Linked DNA regions of Homo sapiens: region 2 is linked to region 1. The links are chromatin loops, found by intact Hi-C in ENCODE. Cell type or tissue: ascending aorta. All regions are shown on one strand. Links, peaks and the distances in the headings refer to the core of each region. The heading gives the core; the rest is flanking DNA. Region 1 has its middle 5.2 kb from the start of ZNF507. Region 2 overlaps DPY19L3 (dpy-19 like C-mannosyltransferase 3).

Region 1 (2,921 bases), core at 159-2,658:
TGAAACTGGAGGAAGACCTACTTGTTTCCAGCCACAATACTTATGAAGGACACCTTGTCTTTGGTGTGATAAGATTAGATTAGATTTGTTTTGAAGGGATTAATCATGTAAGTCTTTGGCACAGAACCGAAAATTGGACGAGACGTGTGGCCCGTATTTCTTTAAGGTGTAATTTTTATCATGACCTTTAAAAAATATACTGCCTCGGCCGGGCGCGGTGGCTCACGCCTGTAATCCCAGCACTTTGGGAGGCCGAGGCGGGCGGATCACGAGGTCAGGAGATCGAGACCATCCCGGCTAAAACGGTGAAACCCCGTCTCTACTAAAAATACAAAAAAATTAGCCGGGCGTAGTGGCGGGCGCCTGTAGTCCCAGCTACTTGGGAGGCTGAGGCATGGCGTGAACCCAGGAGGCGGAGCTTGCAGTGAGCCGAGATCCCGCCACTGCACTCCAGCCTGGGCGACAGAGCGAGACTCCGTCTCAAAAAAAAAAAAAAAAAAAAAAAAAAATACTGCCTCAAAAAAGGAGAGATTGTAGAAAGGTGAGAGGAGGCAAGAGAGCTAAAAGGCAAAAAAGGATGTGGTAGTGCGAGCTGAGAAAAATAAACCCCGAAATTGTCCCTGACTTTGCTACTTAGCCCTTGTGGGACTGTGAGCAAGTGGGCTCTATCTTTCCGATGTTTTCACCTTGCTTGTAAAACAAGAAGTTCAATTTATCCTTTTTTTTGAGCTTCAGATGACTGGTATATAGAAGCACGGAGTTTAATGATAGGAGTCCTCTGGGTTCAAGATGGGACTTCATCATTAAGAATAATGGCAAGACTTGATTTTATTAATGAATGAAAAGATTGCTTGATGTAAGTCAGAAGGAATGTAAGATGAAAAGACGTGATATATTATTATATATACAGCTGTCAGTAATAAATTAACATTAGCTCTGGGTTCCTTGCACTTTGCATCCTGAATATACACCTAGAAATACTTCATAATTGTAGTTCAGGTCTCAAGGACCATCATAAATTATCCCTCTGTCATTCATTCTCTGCTAAAAGCCACAGACCTATGTTTCTTCAACAGCACATCAACATCTAAAATCCTTGGTGCTATGAGGCATACATATTAATTTATTTCTTATTGAGGGCCCAAGTAAACCAGAAGGATGCATAATGACCAACCCTGACGATGAAGAGGAGGAGAAAGGGCAGGGGACGTGATTGTGAAAATCAGGGTTGGCTCTGGCTAATACTGGTCTTTGCTTAATTTGCAGCTCAGCTGTTTTGGGGCTGAGATGCTAACTTATTTAGAAAAGGCCCACCGAGGAACTCAGACATAGCAAATATAGCAGCCCTGCAGTCAACGCTGCGATGGAATTCTCTCCAGAGTTCTCCTAGCCCTGAGACCCTGTCTTAGACTCAGGACCTGGGTATAAGGACAAGAATCAATAATGGTGACATCTAGTGGCCCACGCGCAATGTGCAGCCAAGCCACAGGGCACTCCAGTGGAAAATGGGACCTGTGCCTGGTCCAAGCCAACTTAGGCCTGACCCCAAGCTCCTGAATCAGCCTAAGAGTTTGGTGTCTGGCAGAGATTCCCTGCATTCGTGTTGATTTGTGATTGGGATCCAGGAAACGCACCAGCAGGCTGGGAGTGGAGGTGGAGGGGGGCTGCTTTTGAGGCCGACAGGAGGCTCCTTTCAGTCTAGTCTGCATATGCCACAGACTGGTGCTGCAGGAAAGCGTGGCTCGGCGGAGCTAGCGGTGGAGCAGGGAGCTTGCCTCCGCCAGACTGTCTTTCTGCCTCAACGCAGACTGGTTATTGGAACGCTCAAGCAATTTTCAGTCGTCTTTGTCAATAAAGTCAGTCTCTTCTCTGCAAAGGGAATGAAAATGAGATTTTGAGGCCTCCAAAGAGCTCTCTTCTTTGGCCATTTTTCTCTACCCAGGAGCCAGGGAGTGGCTTCACCGAGCTGGGTGGGAGCTATTTGCTCTGCCCCAAACCCCTGTTGACAGGTAATACCACCTGCTTCTGAACAAGACAATATGATTGTAATAGTATACTGTTCAATTCTTCCTAGGGAAGCAGTTTCCTGAAAACAGTGGCCTTTATTGATGAGTGGAGCAGAGGAAGAAAATGAAAAGAAGAAGGAGGAGAAGATGAAGAAAGACACTAAAAGGAAAAGTAACTGCTAATCAAACCAAGAAAGCCCAGCTAAGGGGTAATCCTGCAACTTAAAAATATGTCATTTGTTATTTTGACAGCTCCTTTTGAGGTGATAGACTAGGAGGAGCTGCTGGCATCATCACCGACTGGCTGGGAGTTCTACTTCTTGCTTAAGACATCAGTAAATGGATAACTGCAGATTGCAAGGAGTCTATCTTCTAAGATTCCCAGCTTGAGCTCTTCGTATACTGGGGAAGACCAAGCAGAGGGAACATGGTATAGTATTTGACCTTCTGGGATGTTTATTTAATTAATTAATTAATTAATTAATTTTTATTTTTTGACACTGACACTCTCGCTCTGTCACCCAGGCTGGAGTGCAGTGGTGCAATCTCAGCTCACTGCAACCTCTGCCTCCTGGGTTCCAACGATTCTCCTGCCTCAGCCTCCCGAGTAGCTGGGAATATAGGCATATGTCACCATGCCTGGCTAATTTTTGTATTTTTAGTAGAGATGGGGTTTTACCATGTTGCCCAGGCTGGTCTTGAACTCCTGACCTCAAGTGATCCACCCATCTTGGCCTCCCAAAGTGCTGGGATTACAGGCGTGAGCCACCATGCCCAGCCTGGGATGTTTCTTTCACTGAGAAAGAGACATGAGTGATAAAGGAAAGGAAAAAATGCATATCGTACCCAGAGAAAGTTCACTATATTAGTCCGTTCTCACACTGCTCTAAAGAGCTACCTGAGACTGGGTAATTT
Region 2 (2,921 bases), core at 91-2,590, 120 kb before region 1:
TGGGGAGGCATAAATCTATTTGTGTGTTTTTTAATATCTAGGAGTTAGCACAGAGTTTTGCTAATGGTAAATGTTTTGATAGACAGGCTCATAACAGAACACATTTTTTTGAAATATTTACAATATAGTATTTAGCAATATTTTCTTTAGCCTGAAACCTTTGGTTCACAAAATCCTACATGAAAATATAAGCAAATAAACCCCAAAGCTGAGCTGCTCTAGCTGATCCTCTCTGCGGGAGGTCCCATCACCCCTGCTTTTAGCCACCCTCCCAAATCAGGGGTTCTACACAGTAGAGTTTGAAATCCGTCGTTTTAACTTAAAGTAAAATTTAAAGGAAAAAAAATATAAACTTAATATGTTAGGTTCTTTAAAAAGAGAGGGCAGAAGCTCAATTGGATAAAACAGTCTGTGCTATCTGCCCTAGTGATGATTCAAGACTGCCAATGTCAAAGATGTGACAAAAAGCCACAGTCAACCTGACCAATGATCATTGTCTCTGATAAGAAATTCTCTGAATTAAAGGGCAGTTCATGCTGTTTCAGAAACTAGTCAAATGAGAATATGAAAAATCCAGATACTTCCTATTGATACTGAAGAACAGATTTTAAAAAGCCTAGCCTTAGGCTGTGTTTATTTATGTGTCTAATTCTCTTATGAAGATAAGCATCTAATAAAATATGGAGCTTAAAGTAAGATACATTTAAAAATCTCTTAGTCTATATAAATCAGGTAATGGGAAAATAATTTTCCTACTTTCATTTCAAAATAGGTCTGAAAACACCTTATTTTCAGAATTTGCATCAGCTGAATATTAAGAGTCTAAATCAAAATTAATTAGAATTATTAAATGCTATAGTAGTTTTCGCTATCATGTTTTTACTTGTTAAAACTATTTGGGAAAAAGATCCATTTTCCCATCAATGTCACCTTCAGTAAGAAGCTAAGGAGGTATTTATAACCTTCACAAACCACTCTATTTGCCAAATAATACACAAAATATATTGAATCAAAGCAATTATTCTGCTAAATACATGAATGACAAGAATGAGGAAAATCAGTCTTACCTTATAGCATAGATACAGCAGTATTAATATCGGTACTGAATATCGCATTATACATATCTATATAAGAAAGACATTATTTAGATTATAAGTATTTTGAACCTTTTCTTTTTTGAGAGACAGGGTCTTGCTATGTTTGCCTAGGCTGGCCTGGAATTCTTGGGCTCAAGTGATTTTCCTGTCTCAGCCTCCTGAGCAGCTAGGATTATAGGAGTGAGCCACTGTGCCCGGCTTTTTTAAACACTTCTGCCTTACAGTTTTGCTTTGTAAATATATGCCTTAAAAAATTACCAGAAATATAATTTAATGGAGCACAAGTCTCCAATATGCAGAATAACTGAGTCGATACTAGGATTCTAATCATTTGTAAGATATCTGCAGCTTCTACTATATTGCCACCTAGTGAATTTATGGAGTAGAACAATTCAAAACTGCATTTATAGGCTACTGAAAAATTGTCATACATATATAAATAATTATCTTTATGAAAATACATTATAATAACAACAGTTATAATTCCGGACAAGGGGATTATTGGTAATTTTAATTCCCCTTTTGTGCTTTTTTTTGTATTTCCAAATTCTGTATAATGAACATATCTAACTTATAGTCTGAGAAAAAAGTAATTTTTTAAAATAAAATTATTTTAAAATAATTCCCTATAAAATCTTAATATATCAATTATGTATTTTCAGCTTCAATTTCAGTATCCATTTTATCTCACAGCTACTGAAAAACAAAAAAAGAAGTGGTATGAAAGAAATACTGCAAGTCATAAAAGGAGATGGAAAAAGGGATGACACTGACCCTCTTTGGGTTATAAAGATGGACTGACTTCAGAAGTAACTCCCATATTTCAGGGCTACATAGGCCGAATGATGCGAACACACACATGTGTGACGTCCAGAGGTACTTCATTCTGCAAGAACAGACACAGGCGCAAGTCAGAAGTACTAGTTGTATATAAACCTGGATTCTGAGACACCTATAAAGGCAGCTTTACAGTCTATGACGGCAAAATCTTACTTAAAACTATGCAGATGCCATTTGCCGAAGGGTTCGTTGTTTAACTCCACTGCCTTTTCAAGACTATGCTTTGAGTAAAACATAGAGGCGTGTTTGTAATTAATTGTAAAAACTGATGTTGAGTATTTTATACTGAGAGAAGATAGGATATAAGGATGATTTTATGGGAACCATGATCATTAATGAAGATGATTGTCACTTTCCAAATTATATTGCTAAGTAACATCAAGAGTGATCAAATAAAAAGTAAACAAACAGGTAAGACAAAAATACCTCATTGTACTCAATGCCAAGAATCCAAACAGAATGGTATGTATTAAGTTGTAGGCAGTTTCTGGTTTCAGGTCAACTGTGCCTTTTTCCATTTTACCCACGGATTGTTGATTTGTAGAATCACTGAGTAAAACAGCAACATACAAAATTTAAGCTGGAAACATAATTTTAGTTAGATCTTTGTAAAAGAAGAAGATACAAGAAATGTATGCCTTTATGTATTCAGAAATTGATTATTTCCATAAGATGAAATGAATTCGCATTGATCAATTTTGAATTTATGAGGCTAAAGTGTAACAATATAAATGCATTAATAATGAGAAAAACTGAAATTTCACAGCAGCTTTGAAGTAAAAATTTAAAGTGCTTCAATTCTTTAAATTAAAAGAGAATGCAAAAAAAAAAACTCAAATTTTTTGGAATTGCTGAAATTGAAAGAGATTTTTAAAAGATGTTTTACCAGTTATTATGAGTATTTTTCAAATTTTTACAAATAAGCAAAAGCAAAACACACATCCATTAACTTGGAATTCAGTTCCTTTATGACCCCTCAAAAAT

What was found. Peaks named below come from ENCODE experiments on the same cell type or tissue, not always from the same donor. Only the 100,000 strongest peaks of a DNase experiment are listed, where the experiment ranks them.
Region 2: it touches region 1 in a loop (2.0-fold over the local background); 5 of 110 quality-filtered maps call a loop at or near these places.

The regions. Positions count from the first base shown.
Region 1 is chr19:32,338,994-32,341,914 of GRCh38, reverse strand. No RefSeq gene overlaps it. Among named protein-coding and RNA genes, the nearest start is that of ZNF507, 5.2 kb to the left of the region's middle. RefSeq lists an enhancer at 1,677-1,726. In ascending aorta, for the core only: a CTCF peak has its summit at 1,470 (motif pointing left); a DNase peak (open chromatin) is centred at 1,494; H3K27ac peaks cover 1,212 bases.
Region 2 is chr19:32,462,931-32,465,851 of GRCh38, reverse strand. It overlaps DPY19L3 (dpy-19 like C-mannosyltransferase 3), which reads right to left. Exons shown (of 19, transcript NM_001172774.2): 13 at 2,364-2,486; 14 at 1,872-1,983; 15 at 1,068-1,124. Among named protein-coding and RNA genes, the nearest start is that of DPY19L3, 59 kb to the right of the region's middle. In ascending aorta, for the core only: a CTCF peak has its summit at 1,485 (motif pointing left); no DNase peak of the experiment used is centred there.